Linked DNA regions of Homo sapiens: region 2 is linked to region 1. A link is a loop called in an ENCODE intact Hi-C map of the cell type or tissue named here. Cell type or tissue: PC-9. All regions are shown on one strand. Links, peaks and the distances in the headings refer to the core of each region. The heading gives the core; the rest is flanking DNA. Region 1 has its middle 110 kb from the start of LRATD1. Region 2 has its middle 43 kb from the start of LRATD1.

The links. A loop is a pair of places that touch in the nucleus more often than their neighbours do. Peaks named below come from ENCODE experiments on the same cell type or tissue, not always from the same donor. Only the 100,000 strongest peaks of a DNase experiment are listed, where the experiment ranks them.
Region 2: it touches region 1 in a loop (2.8-fold over the local background); 3 of 110 quality-filtered maps call a loop at or near these places.

The regions. Positions count from the first base shown.
Region 1 is chr2:14,517,877-14,533,890 of GRCh38, forward strand. No RefSeq gene overlaps it. Among named protein-coding and RNA genes, the nearest start is that of LRATD1, 110 kb to the right of the region's middle. In PC-9, for the core only: no CTCF peak of the experiment used is centred there; a DNase peak (open chromatin) is centred at 6,375; H3K27ac peaks cover 905 bases.
Region 2 is chr2:14,581,313-14,597,326 of GRCh38, forward strand. No RefSeq gene overlaps it. Among named protein-coding and RNA genes, the nearest start is that of LRATD1, 43 kb to the right of the region's middle. In PC-9, for the core only: no CTCF peak of the experiment used is centred there; a DNase peak (open chromatin) is centred at 5,979.

The sequences.
Region 1 (16,014 bases), core at 3,345-11,344:
GGTGTGTAAGGGAAGAACAAACAACAGACAAGAGAGTTTAGTCCAAACTGGTCCAACCCACAGCTGTGGACCGCATGTGGCCCAGGGCTGCTTTGAATGCAGCCCAATACAACTTCATAAAGTTTCTCAAAACATTATGAGATTTACGCATGGACCTTTCTTTTAGCTCATCAGCTATCATCAGTGTTAGTCTGTTTATTATTATTATTATTATTATTATTATACTTTAAGTTCTGGGATACATGTGCAAAACGTGCAGGTTTGTTACATAGGTATACATGTGCCTTGGTGGTTTGCTGTATCCATCAACCCAACATCTACATTAGGTATTTCTTCTAATGCTATCCCTCCTCTAGCCCCCGACCCCCTGACAGGCCCCCATGTGTGATGTTCCCCTCCCTGTGTCCATGTGTTCTCATTGTTCAACTCCCACTTATGAGTGAGAACATGCGGTGTTTGGTTTTCTGTTCCTGTGTTAGTCTGCTTTATGTTATGCCCAAGACAGTACTTCTTCTTCCAATGTAGCCCACGGAAGCCAAAAGATTGGATATTACTGCATCAGTGCAAGCAAAAACCTAGTCAATTTTATATTAATCTCAAAGGGCAAAGGATGGAAGCTTAGATATGCCCTCCATTCATTATAATTAAAATAACTAAATTATATGACAAAACTTTATAAGCACCAAGCAATCCCTTTGTCATATTCTTAAAGGCCTAAGCAGAAGGAAACTTCTAGAAATTATTTTAGGCAGATATCTGGAAGGGAACTTACTTAGGACAGTGAATAAGAAAAGCATTTTGAAGTCAGACAGTTGAGGATTGGGAGCTGAGCTCTTCCGCTGGGTAGCCGTGTAACCTGGGGCATGTTATGGAGTTTCTCTAAATGTCAGTTCCTCATTGGGAAAATTAGATTAACAGTACTTCTCTTCCAAGGTGGTCGTGAGTTAAATGACACAGGGATGTGAATTGCTGATTTTAGAAACAAATATATTAAAGGTACTCACCCTAGAGAAGGACAGGAGGGGAAAGTCTAAGAAAAAGATTTGGAAAAAACGGAACGGAACAGAATGTACTCCAAGCTAATTGGTGTGCCCAAGTAACCAACATCCAAAAGGGCTCAAAGGACCTTATGCATGAGTGTTTTGCCCATTCTAAAACATTTTTTTTATTTTTTAGATGGAGTCTCGCTCTGTCACCCAGCCTGGAGTGCAGTGGCACAATCTTGGCTCACTGCAGCCTCCACCTCCTGGGTTCAAGCGATTCTTCTGCCTCAGCCTGCTGAGTAGCTGGGGTTACAGGCACCCGCCACTACGCTCAGCTAATTTTTTGTAAAAGACTGCTTTTTTAAACATTGCTCTTTTACCAACAATACTGAGCTAGACCATCAATTCTTTGAGCTCTAAAGTCATATCTGCTGTTTACCATGAAATATATAACCAGAGTTATTAACTGCCTAGGGAGTATGATTTTCAATTGAATAAAGCTAAAAAACAAATATCTTCAATGGACAATGGTGGCTGATTTTAAAGTCTCTTCCTGAAACTCTAAAAGACCTGAATAGAAAACAATAACAACAACAACAGCAACAGCAAAACATGTATAAGGCGTTTAGAACACCATCAGCCTTACAGAAAAGAAAAAAATATGACGATGGGTTTTGTGGAGGAATTGCCCTTCTTTGTAGAGGACAATGAATGAAAAGACTTTGGGCAGATCAGATAACCTGAGCCAAAGGGAGCGGAACAATACAGCAGTGTGAGGGTTCATTAATGAGCCTGTGGTCTCATTGGCACAGCATCACACATCATAGGGGATATCATGGGTCATGAAATACAGGCACTTGCAGTTCCCACTGGGGTTGCATTTTTCTTGAATTATTTACCACCAGAATTTCCTGACAGTGGGAAAAGACCAGTAGTGTGTGTTTTGTATGGGGGTAGGGGTCCTTGAATTGTAATTAATCTGTCTCTAGGAGATCAATGTATCTGACAGAGCCAGGGTCCATAAATTAGTACAATCAGTGTCTTTATGGCATCATGCAAGTTTCATGGCATGAGAAACCACATTTCCAGAAAGAGCAGTGAGTGGAAAACACTTTGGAATACATTGCCTCTGATTCCTGTAAGGTGACATTTTCTTCAGGCTACATTAGGTCTAATCATTAGGGTGAATACTACCCATTGGGAAAATGCATGTCAGAATCTTAAAGTAGGCAGAAATGTGATGGTTTTTCAACAAAAAGTATGTTCTGTCTCCAAAAACCATACATAGAGAGAACAGTTACGTAAGAAATAATTACAATTTGACTGTATAAGCTCAGTACAATGAGACCTTTCCTAAGGTTCTCTGTCACCTTTGGGATGAGGCCAAACCTCTCAGCAAATGAGGAATGCAGGCCCCTCAGTAAGCTGCCTTCTGCCACCTTTTCTAGCTCAACACTCAGGTTCCCGATTTAGATCTTATGCCCTGGGTTGTGCTGAACTATTTGTATTTCCCAAAACATACCATGTTTTACATTTGGCGCTGCTTCTCTTCCTGTCTTCTCTGCCGGGAATTTTTTTTTTTTTTTTTTTTTTGAGATGGAGTCTTGCTCTGTCATCCAGGCTGGAGTGCAGTGGCGTGATCTCGGCTCTTTGCAAGCTCCGCTTCCCGGGTTCACACCATTCTCCTGCCTCAGCCTCCTGAGTAGCTGGGATTACAGGTACATGCCACCACCCCCCTGCCGGGAATTCTTTCTTCTCTTTCTGTCTGGCAAAGCTCCATCCTTAATGATTCAGTCAGAATATCACCTCCTCTGCACAGTTGCTTACTCCCTCCTATGTGCCACTAGTTTTCTCTTAACTTGCCGTTCTTTTAATCCCCCAGTTCTCAGCACTGCCGCTGTGACTAGGCCATGAGCTCCTTTAAGGCAAAGATAATGTCCTGTTCCTCCCTTTTCTCCAAAGCCAGCCAGAGGGACAAGAACATAGCAGGTGCTCTGACAAAGTGATTTTGATGAAGACAGAGGATGCCATAAATCCCAGCAACTCTCAAAATAACACATATTGTATGAAACGGATATGAATTCCAGAGTAGAAGTAAAAACATAAGGATGATTTTGCCATAAGACAAAATGGCATAAGGCACCATAGAACGGTAATCTTGTCCTATAAGGTTTGAATGGGCCACTATAATTGAGTCACGTGTAAGATATTATATGTAAAGCCAGTTATATGTTGATGAGTAACTTGTTCCTTCTACCTGAAATTTTCTTATTTTTCATGTCCAAATTTCATCCTTAAGTGAAGGCCCAGTTCATTCACCAGCTCTCCGACAGGGTTTTCAATGTTAGCTTCAGGGGTACTTCATTCCATCTTTCTCTGAGTTTATATGGTGCTTTAATTACTTTTCTCTTGTGATATTTATAAGTCTCTCTCTCTTACATTGTGATCTATATATAATTTATTATGAAATTTATGTAAATTATTAAGGCTCATATCTCCCATGAAATTAGAATATACTTCAGGTCTGTTCTAGTTATCAATTGTTGTGTAACAAATAATCTAAAAATAGTTATTTAAAATACAACAACCATTTATCTCTCATGATTTCTAGGGGTCAGAAATTTGAGAATCATCTAGTTGGGCAATTCTGGCTTGGAGTTTCTTCTGTAGTCATAGATGGTTCAGTCTTGGGCATATCTGCATAGATCTGCAGTCTTCTGCAGTCGGCAGATAGTGACTAGAGCCGGAACAGTGGAAGGCAGCTAAGGGCTGACTGGACATCTCTCTTCTCCATGTGTTTGCTCCGCGTGAGTTAGTTTGGGCTTCCGCACAAGATGGCAACCTCAAACTTCTCAAATGGCAGCTCAAGGCCCTCAAAGCAAGTATCCCAAGAAAACCAGAAGTTGCATTACCTTTTATGACCTGGCCTCAGAAGTCAGGGTTGCTGTACAGTCAAGTCAGTTACAAAAGCCTGACCAAGTTCAAGAGGAGAGGGCATAGACTTCATAAAAAGTTCTGGAAGAGCATGTGGGACAGGAAATATTTCTGCTATTGTTTTTGGAATATGGATTTTGTCTTGCGTGTGTTTTTTATCTTTACTCCCAGCATTGGTTCTATGTGCTTGGCCTTGAGCTCAGTAAATATTTTTTGAATGGATAAATTAATGACTGCCGAGTTATAGTAACAACATTGTCTGGTACTAATATTCGAACCACCATACTTCCCTTGATATGGTTTGACTGTGTCCCCACCCAGATTTCATCTTAATTGTAGCTCCCATAATTCCCACATGTCGGGGGAAGGACCCTGGTGGGGGGTAGTTGAAACATGGGGATGGGTCTTTCCCAGGCTGTTCTCATGATAGTGAGTAAGTCTCACAAGATCTGATGGTATTATAAAGGGGAGTTCTCCTATACACACTCTCTAGCCTACCTCCATGTAAGACATGACTTGGCTCTTCCTTTGCCTTCCACCATGATGGTAGGGTCTCCCCAGCCATGTGAAACTGTGAGTCAATTAAACCTCTTTCCTTTATAAACTACCAGCATTGGGTATGTCTTTATTAGCAGCATGAGAACAGACTAATACATTCCTTATCCAGTCCTCAGCTACCGTCAGCTTTTTGTCCAAAAGAGGAATGAACAGAAGATACATTTTTTCTTGACACTAATTATTAGGAAGAATTGAATACATACTATTACTCCTCCCAAACAAATTCAAAGTCAGGACAAGAAAATGTTACCTTTAATTATTCTTGTAATTATTTGAGTAGCCATTCAAAGTATCAGAATATTTTTCCTCTGACTTTTCAAAAAAAAGTATTTTAATTTATGGATCTAGTATCTATCCACTTGAGAGAAGTTTCTAGGCTTTTTAGCAATATTTTATCTAATGTGAGAATTTTTATACCCTAAATATTAACATATGTATGTATGTATGTATGTGTATATATTATGAAATACTAGCCATATGTGTAAATACATACATACATATAGTGTATGTATGTAGGATAATATATATTCATGGATAACACTGTTCATTTTTCTCTTTTAGCAAGGGTGGAGTTCATTGAGTTCAAGAATGTTCTTCACAGCTGTTCTGTGTTTGGAACATATCATCATGCTGTAGTGTGCCTGTGTGTTTGTATTTGTGCATAATTTGGGGCATAAAGAAATATTTTAAAACAAGACATACCTATATGAGCAGAAAATCAGAAGTAGTAAGCTCTTGTGTTATTCGTTTACAATTTCTCTGTTCAAGACTAGTAGTTTGAGTCACTTATTACACTTTACTGTATGTTACACTAAAATTTTGTCTCCTTTTATAAATTACCAGTCTCTTGAGTCCAGGAATGATATTTGCAGCTTTACTGCAATCCAAGCAGATCCAACATGCCAACTAAGTGACCAGCTGACCTAAGGAGTATGAATGAAGGCATCGGTGGCAAAGCCCCACTCGGTGCCTGAAAGCACAAGATTCACACAATCCAGTTGTGGGTTTCTCATGGCTAAAACAGACAGTCTTAACTGACAGTTAACTTTAGGGGAGAAGCTATAAGCAAACACGGTATTATATTGTCTGAGTGTTTATCTCTTATGATAGGTTTTTTTTTCCTGCAGTAGACGTCTTGAAAAAGGTATGTAAAATGTAGGCAGCAAATATTCAAAACTGCACAGCCTGTTCCACAAGATTCCAGTTCTAAGAGTAAGTAAAAGAGAGGCAGGCCGGGCACGGGAGTTCATGCCTATAATCCCAGCACTTTGGGAGGCTGAGGCGGGCAGATCACATGAGGTCAGGAGTTCGAGACCAGCGAGGCCAACATGGTGAAACCCCGTCTCTACTAAAAATACAAAATTAGTCGGGTGTGGTGGTGCGCACCTGTAATCCCAGCTACTCTGGAGGCTAAGGAAGGAGAATCACTAGAACCCGGGAGGCAGAAGTTGCAGTGAGCTGAGATTGTGCCACTGCACTCCAGCCTGCGCAAAAAGAGAGAAACTCCATCAAAAAAAAAAAAAAAAAGAAAGAAAGAAAGGCAAACCCTTTTCTAAACCCATATTCACTTCTTCCCCTCATCTCCATCTCCTAGATTTCACTGTCTAGGATTTTCTCTCATTTTTGCTACACTGATGGGATTTGATTATACCAATTTGTTAAGCCTCAAATTCAGTTTCATTTCCTCCAATGTATCCTTCTTTTTTATGGGATGTGTTGTATAAATAAATGTTGTAGTATAAATAACAAAGTACCAGAATATGTGGGGTTAATTTCAATGAAGTAAATTACTAGTTTAGAGTTCTTGGTCTGAACACTTGGCCTCCCTCATAAAAAATCTGGTTAAGTATATTCCTCCCCTGGATGTGATCAAACAAGAGTGGTCAATGAGTTAGTCATTCAACCACAGAAACTGTACCAGAATCTGCAGGAAGTAAACAAATATTACAAAGCTGATGACCTCAAAGAGATCTGAGTTTTATAGGAGAGAGACAGAGATGATTAAACTGACAATAATACCATTACGTACTGGATACAGCAGGCTCTAAGAGTATAGAATGGACTGCTAGATATATTTAACAAAAATATTTATATTAATTATAATTGACACCTGTCAGTAAGAATGTTTGGATATATGTGGAAAGTCTGAATACACTTGCCGTAGGTTAAATACCTGCAGTAAGAGAAATGCAAAGGTGTGTGAATAGCTCCTTCAACTCACATAGCAGGTTTGTATGCTCTACTCCCCCACACCATTCTTCCAGAGGTGGCGTGCTGTGGATTCTGAAGGGAGAAGTGGAGGGTTATCAGATGACTTGTTGTTTGGGCGATGGAGACAGTAATCACGTCCATGTCACTTTTGGAGAAAGTGAAAGAAGAGCGAGCAATTTACCCTATTTTAATGAAAGCAGATGGAGAGGTCATGGGAACTTGTTTAAGGCATTAGCGAACTGCCTCTTCAAATTAAGGACTTTTGAGAATTGAAAGAGTTCTGAGAAACCCTGATGGCTCACAAGATTGTGTGTTCTTACTCAGTGATCAGCCATCTAAGTCTCCTAAACATTAAACCACAGGAATATGCAAGGGCATGGTTTATTGCTTTAATGAAATGTAGGTAGGCAGATTCAAGGTAAGGTGGTGGAACAATCAGAGACAGTCAGAGTTTCCCATTGAGCTGCCCCCCATTTAATGGAATCACAGGCTTTAATGAATCACAGAGCCATCTGGTAGAAATAAAGTAACAATGTCTGAGAAGATTTTTAAATGTGCACGCATTTGAATAATGTTTCCAAGTTTTGGGAGTCTGTATCTGAAAGTGCAAATATCCTTATATATTGGAATGATTAAGCATCTCCCCTAAAAGTGCAACTTAGTTTTAAAAGAAATTAATCCATCTAAAATCTTGTGAGGTTGTACCAATATAGACATTTTAATCACACAAGACGCTATCAAACAAAGTAAGGTAAAAGAAAGAAGAAAAGGGAAAGGAAGGAAAGAGGAAGGAAGAGGAGAAGGAGGGAGGGTGGGAGCAAGGAAGGAAGGGAGGAAAATGGAAGAAAGGAAGAAATAAAGAAAGAAAACTATGCTTTTGTTTGGACTAGAGAAGCCAGTATTCACCTAGTGAGGGAAATATATTTATCTTGTGGTCCTTTTTAGTAACGTAAAAAAATACAAGATATCTGAGATTTTTATACTAAATAATTGAGTTTTACTTACATGTTTTATGTAAGGTTGGTGATTTGGGACTAACATGAAAAAGATGTTAGACCTGAAATAGCCATTGGCCATCATTGAGTTAAAATTTAGTTTGTTACTGTCGAGTAAAATGAGGTTGATAAAGGAAGCAATTCTCTTTTAGGCTATGCAACAATGGCTTATATAAAAATATACCAGAACTCAGCAATAAAGAAACAAGTCAAGGTCTTATATTATCTAACTCAAATTACATAGCTTTTGGAACCTTGAATTTCCATATAGGTTAGGCATTTTCTATGTCACACATCTAATAATACATACACTAATTTAAATTTAAAAACACATGGTGACTAACAAAGATAGAAAAGAGAAGAGAAATATATACTCAACTGGATTTCTTTACTGAACACAGCAAACCAAAAATTGGTTTAAATTATTCATAAGCAAAAATAATCTTCTATATGAATGACATCAGAATTAAATTCTGGTCTAGTTCAAATGATTATTATCCAATCTTACCATGTGGAAAAACATGTCCTTTAAAAAGAAAAATTTAGCATGAAATTGAGAGTTCTATAGAAAACAATCGTTAACCCTTAAATCTAAAGGTTGAGATCAATAGCATGATTTTATAGTATTTTCACAGAAAAAAAAATCCTCAATCTTAAAATAATTAAACTTATTGAATCAGTTAAAATTTCGCAGAGTTGAAGACTAATCAATAAAAGAAAATGGGTATTCTCAGTTCCTCACCAAGCTTCCTTGATAAGGATACAGAACCCCTGAAGGAGAAGGAGAACATATTATACTTTACAAGGGTATGGGCCTCAGCAGCCAAGGCTTGGGTGGAAGGACGCAGAAACCAGAGGCAAGAGCAGCCCTCCATTGACAGGACAAAAGAAGAGTATGCATAGTACATGCAAACTTTAAGCACACATTCAGGGGATGTTCAAGGGTGATGTCAGGTAGAGCCTGGCAGACACAAGAACCTTAGTGCCAAGAGAGAATGGGCTCAAAGCTGTAAAGAAAAGAGGCTCCAGCTCTGTGAAGTTACCATATTCTTGGGAGAAAGAGCAAACAATAGAGTATGAAATAAAGCCAGACGAAGAATACAAGAACGTAGAGAAATGCAGGAAAGAATAAAGATATTAGAAGGGAAGCTAGGGGAAAGGAATAGTTTCCTCTGTCCCTCAGGTCCAGTGGTAGATGGGGATCTGGATCCAGTGTCTTGCGAGATGAAGTCTGCATGAACTCAGAAGGGTGTTTGGCTCCAGCCAAGCAGCACAGGGACCAGAGTAGAACACTCATCTTAATCAGGATAAGGAAAGGCTTCCCTTGGGAAAAATAAAGTGGAGCTCAAGAATTATAGATATATTTCGAAGAAGAAAAGAGGCTCCAGCTCTGTGAAGTTACCAGATTCTTGAGAGAAAGAGAAAAAAGGGAAGAGAAGATAAAGAAAGTCCGAGAAGGAATACAAGAAAGTGGAGAAAGGCAGGTGTGAAAGAAGATATTAGAGGGGAAGATAGAGGAAAGGACAAATCTCAGATATTCTAGAGTTAAGTGCTCCTGTCACCGCCACTAAAGGATTATGAGACTTCCTGGTTCTATAAGATTCACAGTTCCCACTCCATATGTGAGCCCGGTCCAGTGGAGATACCCAGAATTTGTCATGGGAGACAGAGTCCTTGCTCAGACACCTACTATACAATATGGATACCATCAAATGAATCACCTTATCTCTTTATGCATCAATTTCCTCTTCTGCAAAACTAGAATAAAAATATTTTATCCACACAGGCTTATTGTGAACACTAATACACAATGTGTGTGTATGTGTGCATATGTTTTTTTTTTTCTTTTTGAGACTGAGTCCTGCTCCGTCACCCAGGCTGGAATGCAGTGGCACGATCTCTGCTCACTGCAAATTCTGCCTCCCAGGTTCACGAGATTCTGGTGCCTTAGCCCCCGAGTAGTTGGGATTACAGATGCCCCACCACCACGCCCAGGTAATTTTTGTATTTTTAGTAGAGACAGGGTTTCACCATGTTGGCCAGGCTGTTCTCGAACTTCTGAGCTCAAGTGATCTGCCTGCCTCAACCTCCCGAAGTGTTGGGATTATAGGCGTGAGCCACCACACCTGGCCCACAATACATTTTTAATTTAAAAATTTAAGATAAAATTTAGCACTTGCTGTGTGCTGGGGAATGTGTCAATAAATTTCCCTGAGTTAGTCCATTTAGCTCCCCTCTGCAGCCTTATGAAGTAAATGCTACTTCCTAAAATTTTAATGACTTATATGAAAGTATTCTGTATGCTATGAATTGCTATGCACATGGTCATTATTGTGCTACTTGTACATCTCACGATGGTCACTGATGTTTTCCTTCAGTGTACTTTCTAAAGCCTAGTTACTAGGAGGTGGTTGTGAATGGACAGCCAAGGAACTGGGGTGAATCCTTATGAATTTGGGCCTGGTACTGAGATTCAACACCAATGTAGGTATGAACTTCAATCTGTCCTCCCCCTAAAACTTTCTGCCCATAGAATACATGCAGACCTTCCTGTCAGGGGCATATCTAATATAAGAGTCACCTTATACATCCCAGGAGCCAGGGCTGCTATAGAAGACATTCTCAGATCTTTGTTTTTCTTGGTTAAGTGGTAGAAAGAAAGTAGCCAATGGAAAATCATGGTAATATACACACTTTCCAACTTCTAGCTGCTGTGCATTTAACATTCTGTGTTTTGTGTCTCCAAATATCAACTATTGTGGGATGTTTATAAAATATCAACAAGTAAAAAAGTAAAAAGGAGGATTACTTTTTTTTTCATGCTTGCTTATCTTTAGATGAACAGTTTAAAAATAACTGCTTCATTGATTTGACTTTTTTTTCCAAAGCAGCTTAGAGACAGAGTTATAACCAAGGGGACTTTTTTTTCCCCTCTTCTCTGAGCTGGTAGACCATAAAATTTTAAATCTGTGAAGTTTAGTTGGAATCTGGCCCGTATTCTAGATAAATGGGAAACTGAGTAGGAAAGTGTCTTGCCCCAACATCAATTATCAACAGTCAGACTGGGACTGAGGATCTGAATTTCCAGTATGCATGACACCAGACTACCCCTACTATGAGCTCTTCTAGAGAAGGAATTGATTCTCGGCCTTGGGTGTACAGTAGAACCATCTGGGAACTTTCTAAAATCCCCATGTCCCAGCCACGCCATGTACCAAGTACACCAGAATCTCTGGGGTGGGATCAAGGTGTTACTACTTTTTTTTTTTTTTTTTTTTTTTTGAGACAGAGTCTCGCTCTGTCACCCAGGTTGGAGTGCAGTGGCACCATCTCGGCTCACTGCAATCTCCGCTTCCCGGGTTCACGCCATTCTCCTGCCTCAGCCTCCAGAGTAGCTGGGACTACAGTCACCTGCCACCACATCCAGCTAATTTTTTAAATATATTTTTAGTAGAGACAGGGTTTCTCCGTGTTAGCCAGGATGGTCTTGATCTCCTGACCTCATGATCCGCCCACCTCAGCCTCCTAAAATGCTGGGATTACAGGTGTGAGTCACCGCATCTGGCCTGTTACTATTTCTTATAGCTCTTCAACACACAAGGTTGAGAACCACTATTCTAGAGCCATCCTTCCCCATGCTTACATGAAAATACTGAATTTTTTATTAATGTAAATAATAATGGTTCCATTTATTAAGCGCTTGCTCTGTGCTGGGTAGGTGTTAAGAACTTTCCCTGCTTTAGTCCATTTAGTTGCTCCCTGCAGCCTTATAAGGGAAGTGCTTCTACTATTCCCATTTGATAGCAGAAAAACCTGACGCTTATACAGTCTCCACTCCTTGCTCAAGGTCATCCTCGTGGTCATCCTAGTCTAAAGTGGCAGGGTCCAAGGTGGAATTCAGAGCTCTTATGGCCTAAGCCATATGATATCCCTAATCTGACAGCATCCTGACGCACTAGCAGGCTTCTGCAGCTCAGGCAGGAGTCATCAAAGTTTGCCGAGTGCCTATTTTTTAAGCTCTAACCATGCCCTGATAACAGCTCATCGTATATCAAGACTGCTCACCTTAAGGTGTGAATCTTCCACCAATACATGAGAATGTTGAACTTATAAATGATTCCAGATGTTAACCTATGAGGGAGCATTGGCTCACACATAGAATCCCAAAGGGTGATTTTCAGGGAGATCCCTTCATAATAGAGCCATTAGGAAGGACCCACACTCTACATATAGTTTTGTTTTCTCATTTGCTCCACTTGATTCTGTTGATGACTCAGATGCCAAGACTCCAAGTCATCTTGATCTATCTCCTTCCAGGACTATCTTTGTTTTTTCTTCTTCTTGTTGTTTTGTTTTGTTTTGATGGAGTTTATTTTATTACTTATTTCTTTTTATTATTTTTTTTGAGGCAGAGTTTCACTCCTGTTGCCCAGGCTGGAGTGCAATGGCATGATCTCGGCTGACTGCAACCTCCAGCTCCGGGTTCAAGCGATTCTCCTGCCTCAGCCTTCCAAGTAGCTGGGATTACAGGCATGTGCCACCACGCCCAGCTAATTTTTTTTTTTTTGTATTTTTAGTAGAGACGGGGTTTCACCATGTTGGCCAAGCTAGTCTCAAACTCCTGGCCTCAAGTGATCCACCCACCTTAGCCTCCCAAAGTTCTGGGATTACAGGCATGAGCCACCGTACCTAGTCAGGACTACCTTATGTCCAGCCTTCAGATGTTATTTGCTGCCCCACCCAAAGTTAAACTGAAGGAGGATAGAAAGGATATAAAGTGAGAAATAACTTCCTATCAGAGTTATTTTAGGACTGTTTTTATAAACAGAAGTTCAAGGACAAGTTTTTAGAGGTCTTTTCATTTTCTATCAGACTTTTTAAATTTGTTAACATCAATGCTAAAGATTTAAAAAATTAAAAATAGCATACTCTGAATTGATGGTATGACTGCTTTAGTTCCAAACCCTTTCTCACAGTTCCAGTGTCCAAATTTGTAATTACACTCATAAATGAGTTGTCACCAATCAAATAGTACTACTTTAATTGTTCCAGGCTAATGAGAAAAGAACAGAGACAGATTTAGTTAGCAAATGATGCATTCCTTCCACGTGAACTCCAAATGACATCACTGTGAACTGCAGGGATGACGGTTCTAAGGGAGTATAAAAGTGGTGAGAAAATTGACTTCAGTCCAACAAAGTTGAATAAGCATTTTAAAATTAAAGGAATAATCCATGACACAGCCCAAGTGCAAGCAGAAATTTAGTTTCAGCAAAATGAATTACGCTTGGCAATTTAAATTATTTATGTTTTGTAATTTGTTTGGTTTTAGTTTGTAAATTTGTTTTAACTTCAGAGTGATATGAATTAAAAGTATAAAGAGGCCAGGTGCGGTGGCTCATGCCTGTAATCCCAGCACTTTGGGAGGCCGAGGCAGGCGGATCACCTAAGGACAGGAGTTCGAGACCAGCCTGGCCAACATGATGAAACCTTGTCTCTACTAAAAATACAAAAATTAGCTGGGCATGGTGGTGGGCACCTCTAATCCCAGCTAATCAGGAGGCTGAGGCAGGAGACTAGCTTGAGCCCCTGAGGTGGAGGTTGCAGTGAGCCGAGATCATGCTTGCTGCACTCCAGCCTGGGCTACAGAGTGAGAGTCTGTCTCAAAATAAAAGTAAAAAATAAAAGCACAAAGAGTTTATATCCAATTTTATATTTATGCATATTTAAGTAATATGAGGATAAAGATACTCTAATTCCATATTGGAGGGTCCATGAAAACATTTATTTTTGAAAAATGTACACACAATGGAGTTTGTTCCCGATCAGCATGGGAGCTTGATTCCTATGGTTCTGGGTTAGGTCTCCAGTGGTACTGCGGACTGCCAGAATCAGCTCCCCATGGACCAAAGATGGCAAATACATGACATGCAGGATGATACCAACACATTGCACTTAATATTTTTTTTGAGTTTTTAATTTTTTTCTATTCTCAACTCAAGTTAATGTTTCAATTACATTGAAAATGAGGAAATGAAAAAAAGGATGGGTTTTTAATCAATTGAATTTCCATTTGGGTTTCATTAAAATTGCAATGGATGTTATTATGGAAAAGTGTGTCTCAAAAAATAATGATAATATCAGTTGTTTCTATTCTTGTGATAGTGATAAGGCAACATTAGGTGAGATGCTGGGAAGCACAGTGTTCCCCAATGTTAGGCAACTTAAAACTGTTCAAGTTAAGCGTGGTGGCAAGAAGTATATTAAGATATTCCTTTGCTGAAAAGGCCGGTGTGAGCAGTGCTGTCATCTTTAAAAGTTCTATCGTATTAACTTGTTACAAATACCACTTATAAACTAACCCAAGTAATCTCATCAAGTTTGGATATTATTGGCCAGGCATGGTGACTCACACCTGTAATCTCCGCATTTTGGAAGGCCAAGGCAGGCAGATCACCTGAGGTTAGGAGTTCGAGACCAGCCTGGCCAACATGGTGAGGCCCTATGTCTACTAAAAGTACAAAAATTTGCCAGGTGTGGTGGCACACACGTGTAGTCCCAGCTACTCAGGAGGGTGAGGCAGGAGAATGGCCTGAGATTGCAGTGAGCCGAGATGGTGCCACTGCACTACAGCATGGACGACAGAGAGAGACTCCATCTCAAGAAAAAAAAAAAAAAAGAAAAAGGTTGGATATTATAACTGAATTTTGTATTTAGCATGTCAATGGTTTTTAAATCTTGACTTTTCTGGTGACTTTACCATGAATTCAAATGTCTATTAAATAAGCCTCAATTCAACTTAGTTTGATCTTAAAATAAGACTTAATTATATTAAACTTCAAAACATAATCCAGCTAAATTAAAAAAAAAAAACAAAATTGCACCATCATGGATTACAAGTGAGTTTTATCTAAAAGTTGTATTTTTATAACTGCAGAGAATTATTTGTAAAATGTTTGTAAATGGTATTTTAAATAATCCCAAATCAATAGCTTTAAATAACGCTCACAAGGAGGAACTAGTTTTCAGTATTTGACCATTCTTTTTCTTACTAAAATGTGTTACAATATATTCATTTTGTAATTTTCTCATTCAGATAAACAACACAATTACATTTAACAAGTCATGTTGGAAGTTGTTTTTATGTAAAGATTTTGAAAACAAACAACATATTTTCTTAGATACACTGATTGCTTCCGAATAGAAATATGAGTAAATACTCTTTTACATCATTGAATCATCTTCAAAATTAGTAATTATATGCCGCTGTGGAAATAAATAGTGAACAAGGCACTTTTTAAATATTCATATGCCAGGAAAACTATTTGGTAGTTAGTTGTTAATAAATTAATGCAGAATTTTGAAATATATTCTTTCCATAAAAAATTGTTTATGAAGATTATATAATTAGGTATTTAAGCTAAAACCTGACTGTTGTCCTTGCATCTGATTGTGAGCTTCCTGAGGACAGGACAGGAACAATCTAATTAATCTCCATGTTCCTAGAGGCTAAACTAAAGCCTCCTACAGGGAAGCCTTGTTAACTGAACTGAACTGAATTGAATGAAAGTGAATTTAATGAAATTGAAATGGATTAAATTACAATAAAATGTATGCCTTTAAATTATTGGTGCAAGATTGTGAATCAGCCTTATATAATCACATCACAGGGACACTGTCAAATTTGCCTTCCCTCTGCTAGTAGGCCTACTTCCTTTACTCCTCCTATCAAACATCCTGGTTACCCAGAGACAACTGATACAACAATGAGAAGAGGCTTTGGCTGGATTTAAAAATAAAAACAGAAACAGTGCAGTCAGATGTGCCAAAGTTTCCACTGTGGCTTAGGGATAAGAGCAGAGAACAAAAATCACAAAGACTTGGATTCCAATCCAAGGTCTGTATTTAGGAGTTTTGCAACTTGGGCAAGGCATTGAATCTCCTTAGCTCCAGGTTCTTCTTTCATAAGATGAGGATAACTTACCCTCTGGGTGCTGGCATGGTTAAATTTGGCCATGCATGCAAAGTTGTAAGCCCATAATAGGTTCTCTCTAAAGGTTGGTTCCTGTCTCCCTCCCTGTATCATTCACCAGCCCAAAAGTAAGTCATGCAGATGTGTCGGGCTACCTGGAACTCCAAGGAGGCCAGGACTGTGGCAAGCACTCTGTGGCCCTCAACTCTCTAGACTTTGTTGCCACTGCTGTGATAATCCCTTCTGTGACTTGATATTTGTTCCTTAACTGGAACAACAAAAAAAGAAAGTTCGCTTTCTTCTTGAGGAGTCTTTTGCTAAAGCCATCAACTCAGAAATACAAGTGAAAATGTGAGATGTT
Region 2 (16,014 bases), core at 2,836-10,835, 63 kb after region 1:
AATGGGATTGCTGGATCATATGGCAATTCTATTTCTAGTTTTTCCAGGAACCTTCACACAGTTTTCCGTAATGGCTGTGTTAATTTACATTCCCACCAACAGCATGCAAGGGATCCCTTTTCTCCACATACTCATCAATACTTATATTTCTTCTTTTTGATAGTAGCCATTCTAACAGCATGAAGTGAGATTTTATTGTGGTTTTAGTTTGTATTTCCCTAATAATTAGTGATGTGGAGCACCTTTTCATACACCTGTTAACCATTTGTATGGCTTCTTCTAAAATTATCTATTCAGGTCCTTTGCCCATTTCTAAAACTGTGTTGTTTTCTTACTATTGAATTGTTTGAGTTCCTTATACATTATATTTTGGATAATTAGCTCCTTAGGACTTGTATGATTTGCAAATATATTCACTCATTCAGTAGGGTGTCTCTTTACTCTGTTGATTTCTTTCCTTTGCTATGCAGAAGCTTTACAGTTCAACATAATCCCATTTGTCTATTTTTGTTTTTATTGCCTGTGCTTCTGGGGTCAAATCTAAAAAATCATTGCCCATACAATGTCATGTAATTCCCCCCCTGTGTTTTCTTTTGGCAGCTTTACAGTTGTGGTCTTATGTTTACGTCTTTCATACATTTTGATTTGATTTTTGTATATGGTATGAAATAATTAACAGAACGAAGGGCAAAAACCATATATCTGATTATATGCAGATAAAGCTTTTGACAAAAATTCTAAATTCTTTCATAATTAAAAATTGTCACCAAATTAGATATAGAAGAAATGTACCTCAACTCAATAAAGGCCATGTGTGAGAAGCCCACAGCTAGCATTATACTCATTATTGAAAAACTGAAACCCTTACTTCTAAGACCTGGAACAAGACAAGGATGCCTACTCTCACAACTTCTATTTAACAGTAGTGGAAGAACTTGCCAGAGCAGTTAGGCAAGAGACAGAAATAAAGGTATCCAAGTAGGGAAGGAAGTAGTGAAATTGTCACCGTTTGGTGATGACATGATTTTATATATAGAAAACTATACAAACTCTCACCAAAGAAGTTTTAGAACTAATAATCAAATACAGTAAAGTCACAGGATACAAAATCAACACACAAAAGTCATTAGCATTTCTATACACTAACAACAAATGATTTGCAAAAGAAATCAAGAGAGCAATCGCATTTAGAAGAGCTACAAAAACTAAAATACTTAGGAATAAATTTAACCAAAGAGGTGAAAGACCTATACACTGAAAACTATAAAACTTTGATGAAAGAAATTGTAGAAGACACAAATAAATGGAAAGATATCCTGTGTTCATGGATTGAAAAAAATAATGTTTTGAAAATGTCCATACTATGTAAAGCAATCTATAAATTCAATGCAATTTCCATCAAAATTCCAACATTATTTTTCACAGAAAGAGAAAAAAAAACTGAAATTTATATGGAACTACAAAAATATCTGAATAGCCAAGGCAATCTAGAGCAAAAAGAACAAAGCTGGAGGTATCACATTACCTAATTTCAAGCAATACTACAAAGCAATAGTAATTAAAATACCATGGTACTGGCCAAAACATTAATAATAATAATAGATAACTTGACCAAGGGAATAATATAGAGAGCTCAGACATAAACCCGTACATATATGGCCAATTAATTTTTGGCAAAGGAGCCAAGTATTTGCAATGAAAAATAATAGTCTCTTTCATAAATAGTGCTGAGAAAACTAGATACCCACATACAGAAGAATGAAATTGGGGCTTAAAGCTTCTCAAACATGAAAAGAAATTTTCTGTACATTAAAAGCCTTCCAGTCAAGGAGCTCTTATTTATTTTTAGTCACCTAAATGGAAACTATTTTAATCTTTTTGGATAGAAAGTGAAGTCAGTGCCAAGGGCAAAGGACTTGGGTACTAAATATTTGGCTCTGGCCTCAAGCCTGCCATTCACTAGCTGTGCGGTCTTGAGGTCGCTGCAATAACCAACACCTGATGTAACTCAAGGGTTTATGTATGTTATAAGAAGCCAGAGATGTATTCAACAAGAGAGGGAAATAAAGTTATGAAACATCCTGTGAGTTGATTTCCTCCCCAGTAAAGAGAAATAACCTCTGATTTGTCTACACTATGATTCCTAAACGATTGCTCTACAAAAATAATATATATTCACTTTTCCGGGATAATACCACTTCATTACAATAATAGCTACAGCTTATTATAAATAATTTTTAAATCCCTTCTAAAGGAAAGGATTGAAATACCTGGACAACGAGTAAAGAAACAAACTGAAAAAAAAATTGGTGACATTAAATGACACAATGGTTTAAAATGCATTTCATTTCAGAGCATTTCTTAGAAATATTATTTTAACATTGAATTGTTACAGCAGCTACTTTTTCTTGTATTTGGGCCCTGAAAATAGTACACAAAAAAATCTTTCTGATCATGTTTTAAACTATTGTGAGGAAAAATAAAATGGTGATAGGGAAGGGAAGGAGAAGGTCAGTTTATTTTGATTATGAGTTTTGTCTATAAAAAAGGATTATAAACACAGGCTATACCTGTTAATCTTTCTATCTCTAGAAACAAAAATAAAGGATTCACAGAGAGAGTTCGTCTTCCTTTATCAGGAGGAAAAACTAGCTGAAAAATATAGTGATTTCAGACAATAAGATGCATACTCAGCAGATCTGCAACATTGCACCCTCCTCGTTAGTATCTCCCTTCTGATACTGGAATGGCTCCTGCCTTCAAGGTTGCCCGGCCTAAGGGAGGAAACAAGAGTGTAACAAATGTTCCAGAATACTGAGATTTGCTTTTTCAAAACAAAGGAAGTTGAAAACAAAGCATGAAGACTGACATGGGAAGACACCAGCACGACCAAGTACTGGGGACTGTTCCAAGAAGCTCTGGAATGTCTACATAGGGGAGTTTTGGGGATAGCCATTTGAGTAGAAGGGATAATGCTTACTTGACACAATAAAAACATGTTCAGGCCAGGCATGGTGGCTCACACCTGTAATCCCAGCACTTTGGGAGGCCGAGGCGGGCCTCGGTCAGGAGATCGAGACCATCCTGGCCAACATGGTGAAACACCATCTCTACTAAAAATACAAAAATTAGCTGGGCATGGTGGTGCAGGCCTGTAATTCCAGCTACCTGGGAGGCTGAGGCAGGAAAATCACTTGAACCAGGGAGTCAGAGGTTGCAGTGAGCCAAGATGGTGCCACTGCACTTCAGTCTGGCGATAGAGCTAGACTCCATCTCAAAAAACAAAAACAAAAACACAACAACAACAAAAACATGTTCAACTACAATTCTCAATGGTGATGTCTCCTCAGAAGTGAAATTTGAGATATGTGTGTGCAAGCACTGCACTTTTCTATTATTTTCCAAATATCCTATACTAAATCTTAAGTGTTTGTAGAAGAGAAAAAAGCAAATAACAATGTCATATTTCAAAAATTTATCCCAATGATATTGAGGAGATTTTTATATTGATTGCTTTTTTATAAAGTGATCTGTTTTTCAATTTAAGATACTTTCTTCATCATCTTAGACCATAAATCAGTTTCTTGAAGACATTGTTTGTTAAATAATCCCCCATCCCCAGCTCCTACTACAGTCTCTCAAAAATTGATTAGGTTACCACGTTCACCCCCCCACCCAGGAATTATTTCAACATTATTCTAAATGTGTAGGCAACACTTTGCTGTCATCTGCTTCTAATGAAGATGATAATGATGAAGATCACAGCATTGTGGGTTAAGACTCCATAAAAGTGTATGTGTTTATAAAACTGTGGATAATGACTTAGGTCACAGCTTCAGTAGAATGAGAGGTGTTGTAACATCATCTTTCAGTTTCTGCTTGTAAGGATTTCTGTTTATCTCCTAGACATGTAAGTTTGGGGTGTCAAAAAATCACCCCTCCATCCCAATTTCAAAGAACTGATAGTTAATGGTGATCCATATAACAGCATTGTTAATCTTCGAAATTGCATACAAGCCCTTGACATAGGGTTTCTTGATAAAATTGGTTTGGAAAGTACTACCTGGGCCCGAGAATAAATGGACACTGCCCTCCTCTCTTATGGTAATGGGACCTGAAGCAAAGTTTACCAGATTTTCTCACCAGTCACAAGCTAAAAATTTGCATTTGTACAGTGGGTACGTATAGTTTTATCACATTGGACAGAAAGCAGAAAACAATTCACTTCCCTTTTACTGAACCATGAGACAAGCAGAGAGAGAGAATCATGACTCTCAGCAACCATAACAGTATGGGCCCAAGCAAACTACTGGAGAGAAAAATCTGAAACTGCTCACTGCTCACTGCAATTCCCCACTCACAGAAAGGAGAGCAGAGTCTTCTTCAGCATGAAAGAGAAGGTTACTTGTTTCTCCTTCCTCTCCCTCACTTTTGTTCTTTCTTAACATTTGGTTCAAAGGCCAAGGCTTTGGTCAGCCAGGAGTATTGCTTTACTCATTTTCTTCATGGGGAAAAAGATCATTCGTGTAAAAAAGGTTCCTGCTTCTGCATATGAGACAGACCAACAACTGCCCTTCTGTGATATGGGCAGTTCAGCTGAAGAGCCAGAAGAGGACATTAATGAAATTAGCATTAAATGCTACATCCTACACCAAAAATTCATCACCTCTTTTATTTCAAATTATGCCCTGCCACATCATTCAAATATTGCTTATAAGATATACAATGAAGAGTAACACAAAAATGCCCTAAATTTATATGTGGATCTTCCCATTTTTACATTCTAAGAAAGGGTATAAAATTTAAAAAAATCATCTGTGCTTCATACATTCAAGTTTAAAGAACTGAAGTCAAAATTTCTTGCTCCCTGTATTAGGCAGAATAATTGTCCCATGTCCATATCCTAATCTCCAGAATCTGTGAAAATGTTACCTTACATGGCAAAGGAGAACTAAAGTTGCAGATAGAATTAAGGTTGCTAATTAAAATAGGGAGATTATCCTAGATTATCTGTGTGGGCCCAATGTAATAACAAGGGTCCTTAAAAGGGCAAGAGGAACTCAGAGCCACAGAGACAGCAGTGTGAGAAGAAATCAGCCTAGTGTTGCTGGCTCTGAAGGTATCTGAAGGGGCCATGAGCCAAGGAAGGTGGGCCGCTTTTAGAAGCTGCAAAAGGCAAGAGGATGGATTCTCCCCTAAAGCCTCTCGAAGGCAACAGAAAACCTGCCAATCTTAATGTTAGCCCAATGAGACCCATTTCAGACTTACAGAACAATAAGACCATACATTCATTTTGGGTTCAACCACCAAGTTTGTGGTACATTTTGAGTATCTCTTACTTGAAATGCTTGAAACCAGAAGTGTTTTGGATTTCTTTTTTTCTTTTTTTTTTTTTTTGGATTTTGAAATATTTGCATATACATAATGAAATATGTTGGGGATTGGACCTGAGTCTAAACAAGAAATTCATTTATGTTTCATGTACACATTATACACATAATCTGAATGTAGTTTTACACAATATTTTTACTAATCTTGTGCATGAAACACAAATTTGTTTCATGCACAAAATTCAGGTGTGGATTTTTCCACTTGTGGCCTCATGTCAGCACTCAGAAAGTCTCAGATTGTGGAGCGTTTTGGATTTTGGATGTTTAGATTAGGGATGATCAACCTTTCTTACAGCAGCCTAGAAAATAATATACTCCCTACTTCCTTATTCTGCTCTTCCTCAGACAGGTGAGTGTCACTCTGATGGAGTCTGTCTTCCGCAAAAGTAGCATCTTGGTCCACTTCTGCCAAATGATTACAGCCTTTAGCTCCTCCAAAATTGAGTTAGTGGAACTCCAAGTTTCTCATGATTGCCATTTTCTGTAGTATCAGCGGGAAGTACACATAGGAGTATCATGGAGCCAAACTCATACCAGCATTGTTTAGATGTCACAAATAAATGCTCAGCTTCTGAATCACCTACTGCATGCAGAGTCATGTTTTCTGATCCTAGTGCATAATTCGAAGAGTGACCAATGCTCACGGTGCTATCTCCAGCCACAAATGCTTAACACTGACTGAGAAAAAGGAGGAAATAGTTCTGGCTTTAGTTCTGCCCGGAGGCTGTTGTGTCTGTCCTGGGGTCATTATTTAAAACCAGTAAGGAGAAATCTTCTATTGAGAGGTTAATTGTGACCTTCTGATTTCTTGAAAGAAAAAAAAAAATCCATCTATCATACAGCCTCCCTAGGAGTAGCATTTGGGATTATCCTGACTTTTTGCAAGATTTAGACAGTTGCAGGTGGATACTCCCTCTTAGGGTCTTTCCCTCTGAAATTCCATCACCATTTTGAGCTGTATGTTCTTTAACTCAAAACCGAATTGTGGTGGACTCTGTCTAGTGAGTCTCTCACGAGGATGTTTCCTCACATGTATAACTTTTATAAACAGTCAGCTCTCCAAACTGCCTTGCTTTCTCTGAGCCATTCTTCACCCCCAGCAAGATTCCAAAGCATGTTGTATTTTCATGTACTAGTGGCTACTGATCTCACCTCTTGCTCTTGAGTTACCTAGACATACGAAGCTCATCTCTTGAAGGTAGTCTTCCTCGTTCTCCACATCTCTCTGTTCAAAATCACCTTTAGCAAATTCATGAACTTCCAAAAGCATGTGCACCTCCAGAGGCCAGCAATGATCAACATGCCCCAGACCATGTGCGCTCCCTGAAAATCTTCTCCTCTCTCAGAGTTTGAATTTTTCAGGCCTTGACTAACTTGTTCTCTTTTCCTGGCAGCAAAATGTCTTTCTTTTCCCATTTTTTTTTTTTTTTTTTATCACAGAAGGATTGTCTCTGAGAGCTCTGGTTCCTCTGTTTTCCTTTTCTTCCTTCTCGGCAGACTGAGTGAAGTTTAAAATGTTTAACCTACTTTCTAAGTTGCTTCTCTTTCTTCTTAACCACATGTGGAGCTAACCCTGTTTGCTAGATCACTCTGCTTTCCTTCCTTTCTCTTTGCTCTTGGGCCAGGCACACATGCCTCCAGCTTCTGTCTCATGATGTCCCCAGCATGAGAGAGAGGAATTCAGTCTGTTCCAGATCAGCCAAAAATAAATGCAGCCCACCACATGGATGGTCTCTTCCCAGCAGCCTACAGCAAATCTAGGCCCAGTTTAAATCTTACTGACATTTCTTGCTGAAACTGAGAATGCAATCTTCCCTGAATCCATCAACTTCATACATTTCCTAGCCATATCCCTCATAGCACATGCCATACCTGTTTCCCCACAAGTAGTTGTGCTACCTTGAAGTATGCTCTGCTGGTATTCACCTTAACAATCTGACCATCTCATTTAACCTCCTCATGTAGCTGTCTCAGATGTTAGGGTGGTATCTCATTTGCTCTTATGACTGGTTCCCCACTTACTACTAAGTGAAGGTCTCTCAATGGTGCTTAAGGCAGCCTTCCTCTGGGAAAACATTCTAGTTCCCTCTCTGAGAAGATACGGCCTAATAGTTGCCAAAATTTAGGGGAGAAATATAGCCTCCATTCTAGTAACAACTGAATCATCCTCTTCATTTTTAGTTGTTCCTCTGAAAGCAATTAGATACAGCAAAATCCTTTCCCATTTGTATCTGTGTGTTTCATAAGTTCTCAGTCTTCGGGTTAAGAAAATGCCTCTCTTGCTCCATTTCAATCAACACAGATTCCTTCATTTCTTTTCCCACATTTCCACTGCTCCTCTCTGACTTGACAACAAAAACCTGTCATTTTTAAAATGAATTCTGCTCCAATTCCTGAAAACAGTCTGTTTCACACATGGGCTGTTTTAATTTTTTCTCCATTTCATAGGCTTTCCATCTCAATCCACCAAAATGACACATTACTGATCTAGGAAGATATCCTATTTCTTTTTATCTTCTCATTGACTAAAAATGCAACATTTCTCTGTCATTGATCTCAGCACGGATCTCTGAAACCCACATTCATGTTTAGGGCTTCTGAAGGGAAGAATCTAGAACAAACCTGGGGCTCATGTGGGTAGGCGTGACTCCACCTCTGGAAGCCACATGCATGCAAGTCTCCTAGGAAAAGTTTCCTCTTCTCCCCGGATGAAATTCAAAACAAAACAGAGACAATATTTGAAAATGCTACTCTAGTACTCTGTCAAATCCCAAGTATTAACAATCTCAGGGCCAAAACATCACATAATAATATTTTATAGGTGCAATTTAGCTGCACTTTTGTAACTTAAAGTCCCAGTAATATAATGTCTGCCTGTCACTGCAATGCTATTGCATCCACACATAATCTACTGCAAACTTCTTGGCCTAAGGGGTGCCAAGGTTTGGCATATCAGCTCATATGAGCAAATATGTAGATTTTCCATAAGGAAACTTTCTTCCTAAAGAGGACAAAGATGGTTGATGTTCAAATACTATCACTTTCCCTCTTCCTGTCTTTCTGTCTAAATATCTAGTAAATAGAAGGATGACATGGTGAACTTGGATTTGAGATTGCTGAAACAGAACAGCCTAATCTATGCCTCACCTAAGTGATGCATCTGGATGCACAAGCAGGCTCACCTTGACATGCACTTGTGGTCTCAGACTGAAAAGTTGGAACAGGGTGTCTCTCCACCGTGTGAATAGGACCAGCTCAGATGAGCTTAATTCATTGAAAAATAAAGCAAAGGGGAACCCCCCACTGCCCTTCTTACTATTTCAAGAGACTTCCAGGGAAAGAACGTTTTGACTTAAAAAGATAGTTCTCCAGGTGTAGCCCCTCGTTAAGCATCAGCATCTCCTGGCAACTCGTTAGAAATGCAAATTTATTGGGCCCCAACCCAGACCCACCAAATCAGAACCTCTGGGGGTGAGCCCAGCAGTCTTTAGTTTAACACGCCCTCCAGGTGATTCTTGTGCACACCAAAATTGGAGAACCACTGGCCGTAATTATACTAATCAGGTTAGTTACTTCTGCACAAGTAAAGAGGAATGAGCAGGGCAAGAAAGAATCCCACTCCAAGATGTTCTCCTCATGGAGAGAGAAAGAGAAATCCTCTTAGCTACATTGTGAATATCAGATCTTCTCCTTTCTATTAGATTATCTTGGAGCAACATAAACATATGAGAAACTCACTTAGAAACAACCTGAATGATCAAATTAATCTTTTCACTATTGTGCAGTGTCCCTGTTGCTCCCAGGATTGTTTTCCTAAAAATCAAATCGGGCATTCCGTCTTACTAAAAGATTGTGGTTAGCTCCCTATTTCCTATGGGGTAAAGTCTAAACTATCTGGAAGAAAAAAGATCAGTCACAAACTTGCCCCAAAACATCTTCTCGACCTAATTTAAATGCATCTTTTATTGTATACCTCAAATGGAATAAGCGACTTTGAATAAAGAAGCAAAAGAAGGAAAGAATCTTCATCCTCGACAGCAGTTTCTTGTATCAGAAGCCCCCAGAAGAAGATTAGCAGTGCAGAGGTTCAGGTCTATCCCCAAAGATTCAGCTACAGCAGCTCTGGAACTGGCCTACGCATATACATCTTGTCAAGGGCCTCAAGTTAGTCAGCTGCAGGTGTCTGTAGATCACCTGTTAAAAAATCTTGCTCTCCATATTTAATAACTGTGATGGCTGCCATACACTAGACTTTTTAGCCAGTGCCTATTAACTGAGTGATGCCACAGTAATCATTTCCGCTTTTGGATATTTACTTTTTATAAAACACTGTAACCTCCCTCTTCAAACTATTCTGACATCTCACAACATGCAAATATTATTTTTTACATATCTAAAACATACAGTGAGGACAAATAGAGTCCACAGCATTTTTTACTGGGGTGTCTAATACTTAAATGCCTTAAAACTTGAAAGGTAAGGACTCCAGAGGAGGCACACCATTGAACGTGAAGGAACAAAGTCAGTAGAATTCCAGACGTGTCGATAAATCTACTTTCATTAATGTCTTTATGTGGGCTCCTTTCCCAAGGAGGGCTTCCATGTCTAACTTTAGATAGCTGTTCATAGCTGTTCTGTCAAAGCACTGCAGAGATCACTCCTTCGCTTAATTTTGCCATTAACTTTTCTTTTCCTCTGCAGAGTCTCAGAACAAATACATTCTGTTTGCATGAATAATACATCATGTTTCCAGGTACAAAGGAGAAGTCTAAGTCTGCACAGCTGTAAAAGGAAACTTCATCTTTTTCCAATGTTTTAGCATCAAAGGGATTGGGATTCATTTTATAAAAAAGTTGTAATTGTTGTTAATCTTTTGAAATTATTTTCCTTCCACACTCAGCATTTTAAATCAACCAAACATACACTTTTTTTTTTATCATTGATTAAAAGTCAGAAGGCTGTATCCTAGTTTTGGGTTTGCTACTAGCTGCTACATGACTTTGGGCAAAACATTTGACCTTTCTGAGACTTAGTTTTCTTATTAGCAAAAGGGGCCAAATGTGGCTGAGAATTGGGTGGTTTCTAAAATCCTTTTGTTCTACGTAGTGAAGAAAGGAGACATGAACTGCTACATTCAAATCCAGATCGTCTGAAGCAGGTCTTATTCTAATGTGGATGATCTTAGTCCTAGAAATTCACTACTTTGACAAAAATTTCAGGCTGAGACACTTGCACATACAAGACGTTAGGAGTTGAAGAAAATAAATTTTAATAGAATCAGAGCAATTTAATTGCCTGAGTAAGGTTAAGAATTGCCACAGTCCTTGCTAGTGTCTAGACATTTTTACCCTCTCCCAAATTAATCTGTTGAAATCTAATCCCAATGTGATAGTATTAAGAGATAAAACTACCCCGTCTCTACTAAAAAATACAACAAAAATTAGCCAGGCATGGTGGTATGCACCTGTAGTCCCAGCTACTGAGGAGGCTGAGGCAGGAGTATGGCGTGAACCCGGAAGGCGGAGCTTGCAATGAGCCGAGATCGCGCCACTGCACTCCAGCCTGGGCGACAGAGCGAGACTCCGTCTCAAAAAAAAAAAAAAAAAAAAGAGATAAAACTTCTGGGATCAGTGCCCTTATTTAAAAAAACAAAAAAAGAAAAAAGAAAAAAAAAAAGTCTTCAGAGAGCTCCTTACCCCTTCCACCATGGGAAGATAGTGAGAAGATGCTATCTATGAACCAGGAAATGGGCTCCTGCCAGACGCTAAATCTGCTGGCAGCTCCATCTTGAAATTCCCAGCCTCCAGAATTGTGAGCAATAAATCTGTTACTTATAAGGCACCCCAGTTATAGTATTTGTTATAGCAGCCCAAAGAGGCTAAGTTCTTATGCTTCTCTCATCTTCATTTCAACAGAGAATGTTGAGGTTTATCTGGGATCTGGAAACTCTGTTAACCTGGGATAAAAATGTAACCATGAATTAAGACACCCTGAAGTCAGTGGTTGCTGACCAAATGTATGAATTTGGCTCTTTGTTTATGCTATTAATGGCAGATTGGAAGACAGTGTGCAGAAACTGTTTCATTTCAGTTTTCCAGGCTCATCTAATATAGGTAATTAAGATTCACTGCCTAATTAACTTCAGATGGCTATACAGAGAATAACCTAATTCTGCTCCTTTCTAAATATCAAGGTTTATCCATATAGTAAAAACAAGATTATGTATAACCAAAGGCCTCACCATTTGTTCACGTTACATTGTTAATGATGTGCCATCCTCTTAGGACAACAGAATATCCATGTTGTGCCTTCCGTTTATAAAGAGAGGACAAGAGGGTCCCAGAGGTTAGTGACTACAGCAGGCCTCCCAGAGAGTTGGTGACAAAGGCAGGTCTTCAAGAAGTTCTCAGGGTAGATTTCTTTCAAGTTTGTTATTTAAAGAATAACTAATTCATCCTCATTTTTATAGAGAGAAATTATTTCTATTTTATCGTTCCTGGTTTACTGAGCAATTTCAGATCAAGCACATTTTTGACATTGGGCAGTAGTGGGGCAGGATTGGTGAGAAAGGAGGGAAGGTCTTTTTTTTTTTCAGATTTACTCAAATACAATTTATTTATTTTTAACAATATATCAACAAGGCAAGTGAAACCCTAGCCCTGTTATTCATGAGAAGATGACTTACAAAGACACATTATAGGAATAAATTAAATCAGAAAGAGTGTTGTCTAGGGTTTATTGAGTTCTGAGCAATTTGTAACAGAGAAGGTGTAGTAAGCACTGTTCCCTCCAGGGTGTTAAGGGGTTGATGGGCGGGGGGGAGGATAAGCCCTAGGATGGGTCTGGGGCTGTATGGAAAGGGAGTCAGACAGAGGGGCCAGGAGTGCCAGGGTCAAGGAATTGAGCACAGCCATATCCTAGGGGTGCCCAACACCAAGCTGGAGAAACTGAGTTCAGCCATCAGCTTTGAAGGCTGTCCTCCAGCCAGTAACAGGAAACAAAGTCCAAATGTCAGGAGCCAGGCAGATCCTGGGGAATTAGAGAAATATATAAAAATCAAATTTATTGCTAGACACATGTCTAGAATATCTATGACTTACTTACAAATTCCTGGACCCTTGAGTTTGGCATTGGAATGAATGAATCTATGGAGGGAGGCAGATTATCTGACAGGATTTTTTTTTAAAGAGTGCAATTACAGGTCATGTTACAATATTGGCAGGAATGAGAATCACTTTGGAATCCTAAGGGTGACCTACTCAGAAGGGTGGTCATTAGATTCACCTTCTTGAGGAAAAAATACCTGATGGGAACCTTTGCATTTTAAAGTTTTCAAAAGGAAATATTATCTTCAGGAAGGGAAAAGGATGGAGAATATGGGTTCTTGATGTAGCAAGTGCCTGAACATGTTTTAGCTCAGCCATTTGGAGAGGTAGCCATGTGGGAAGGCCGAAATGGTCAATCAGTAGAGCTATAACTCTGTTTTCTGACAGATGACATGAGAGACAGGAATATAATAGGACCAGTAGTAGACCCAGTCTCTGACCTGGGTGCTACGACTCCTGATAACTTCAGTCTTCTGCTAGAGAGACCTGCCCGCCACCTCCCTACATACCATCTGACATTCCTAATGCACCATGCCTAGTAAGTGGCAGCATTACCATTGACCTTCCTTCACCCAAATCTCTGCTGAGTGAACTTTAAACTACATTGCCTTTGCCAGTTTGATTGTCACCTCTTTCTAAGTACTAGCGAGTGGGCAGCCCCAAGCTGAAGTCTCATTACAGCAGAAATTGATGATGCCCTGACTCTGCAGCTACTATGGGAAAAGTATTTGAAACAGTTATTGTGCCTGGATGCAACTCACCAAGTTGACTTCTTTCTTAGCCACCACTTTGCGAAGTAGAAACGAATGCCCTTCTCCTGCCACCTTCATCCTCAAGACCCAAGACAAAGAGGAGAAAGAAACTGTATAGAGTTTTTGCTCATTATTGATGGGAGAGTTTGTGGGGCTTGCAGAGACTGATCATTGGTATTCTAGAGACAGAATGGACATGACAAGTGTGTTCTTTTACCATGTAGGAGTCACCCCATTTCAGAGCGAACAAATTAATTAATTAATGGATTAAGAAATTAGTATGTTCATAGTTGTTTTGTCCTGTTTTAAAAGTGCGGTTAGGGCACATTAGTTCTGGATTGTAACCATTCTTGTTTCTGCAAGATGTAGCATTAACACCACTAGCTAATGTCAGCCTTGGCTACAACCTCAAAAAGGATTTATTAAATGCAAGCTGATTGGATCTCAGCCATTTCCTAAGGATGCAGAAGATCAGGCCTAGAGCCCACAGTTTCTGTAACAGGTTCACTATCAGCCCTGTGTTACTGATATGTCAGCACTCAGTGCTTAATCAAGTTTGGTGGCCATTTGGAAAAGACAAGCTGAGGAAAGAGCAAGCCCTAGATTTCCCATCAAGAAACCCAGATTCTAAAGCACACCCCCATATATTATCCATGAGGACTCAATGGGAAAGTGAGGGAAGAGCTTTGTCTTTTGTTGTTTAATTCTCAAAACACACCCCATCACAGGAACTCCATAAAACAAAGAGGAGGGACTAGAGAGCCAGGGATGGAAGAAAAAACTGCTGGTTTCCTTCATGAACTAGCTATGGCAACTATATAGGAAAAAGCAGTGAAAATGCTTCGTACACTGCACACTGCTGTGTAAGCTTAAGAGCTCTGTGGGACAAAGGTTAGCCCCCAAATGCCATAATTTGAAGTTGAGTAAAAAATTTGACAATCTCACCTGGAAGGAGCCACACAGGATTTTCCTGTGTAGAACAAAACCTAGTTTATACAACGCACATGCTGCGTCACAGCCCCTCTTCTCTGGTATTGGGACACAAGAGATTGTTTTCCTTGGGTCTCTCTGGTCCAGGATCTACTGCGATGTAAACCTCTTGGTGGCAAAGCAGGTTTGCAAGTCATACACTGTTTCCACTCTTTTAGGAATAAACAGAGCTGAAGTCACAGGAACCAGACCCAGGAGGGGACTGTGACTGGCTGGGAGGCAAAGGTGGGTATTTATTGGCAGTAAGATGCGATGCCCAGCCAGGGGTCCCAATGCCTAACCACATTCACAGCTTTTGTTAGTCTTTAAAAAGAACACATTCTTAACCAATGTGTTAGGCTTTAGGCAGCATGAGTGAGTGGCCAAGAGAACAGATTCTACAACCAGACTGTTTGAGTTCAAATCATAGCTTTGTTTCCATCTAGCTCTAAACCTCAACAAGCCACTTAACTTCTCTGTGGATCTGGGGATGATAACAGTGCCTACCTTGTAGGATTGTTGGTAAGGTACTGAGGATGGTAACAGGCATATTCCAAGAACTTGGTAAATGTTTTCTCTCAGGACTCCTTCCAATTGTGCCCAGGTCAAACTCTTGAATCAAAATCAGGTCATTGTAATGAAACAGGCATTGATTAAGTATTAGCAATGTCCTCAAACAATATCTTTTCTAACCTCCTACAGCTCAGTCTCCACAGTGACTCTGTGAGGAAAGAATTATTTTCCTGGATATAGGTATAAAAACTGAAGTTCTAATTGGTGTTCACAGTGGCTCAGCTGACAGAGGCTAGATTCTAGAGTCAACCCAGGCCTTTTTCTTGAATAACAACGTAAGCAAGAGCCATGTTTGCTAACACAGATATCCAAAACTCAGGAGGATCTATACAGACAACACGGTTGTTTTTGAAGGAGGTCTGAGCCTGACTCCAATAGCATTCTGGAAACAAAATAGTCAGTAGATTGAGACAGAACATGGTGCCACAACCACAGAGGCAAAATAAAGGCCTCAAGCATGGATCACAAGGTGTGGGAGCTGTAGGCAGGGAGTTCTTTGACATGGGAGTTTAAAATGTTGCTTATAATCTTTAATTAAAGATAAAGGCTGAAAGCTCAAGCATCTCATCTTCTATTAAACATGGCTTCAGACTTGGCCAACTGAGTTGGGAAAACATCCAACTCAAAACCTCAACATATCTGGGGATATCAGACTCTTGCATTTTGCTGAAAACCAAGTGACGAAGGGTCCAGTCTTTGAGGAAGGCTTGATGAGGCCTGTGAACCCCAGACCCACCAGGAGCAAGGCCCCAGCAAGGACTTCTCCCGCTTCTCAGGCCATGGATTCAATGGTTGGAGACTGCCTCTGGGGGTTTGAGAAAGAAGAAGCCAGGCGCAGCAGGAATTATTAGCTAAGCCTTCCTATTCCTCAGTGACTTCTCTAATGAAGCCCTCTGTATGCCAAAAGGAGAAGATATTTTTATTCCTTGTTTTATAAACTTGCCTGATGCATAAAGGGCTGGCTCAGGGAACAACACTCTCCTGCTTCCTGACTCTGCTGGGACAGACAGAAATTATTATATGCTTTAATTTCATTTTTAATAGGAGGAGGAGTATTGCCAATAATATATGAAAGTATTTTGTTTAAAAACAGACAAGCATTATATAAATTTATACGCAAAGTTAGTGATAAGCGTTATAAAGATAAATGTTACACAACAAAGGAAAATTTAGAAAAACAAAACCTAAATTTTAGCAACAGGAGAATAGTTAGGTAAACTATGG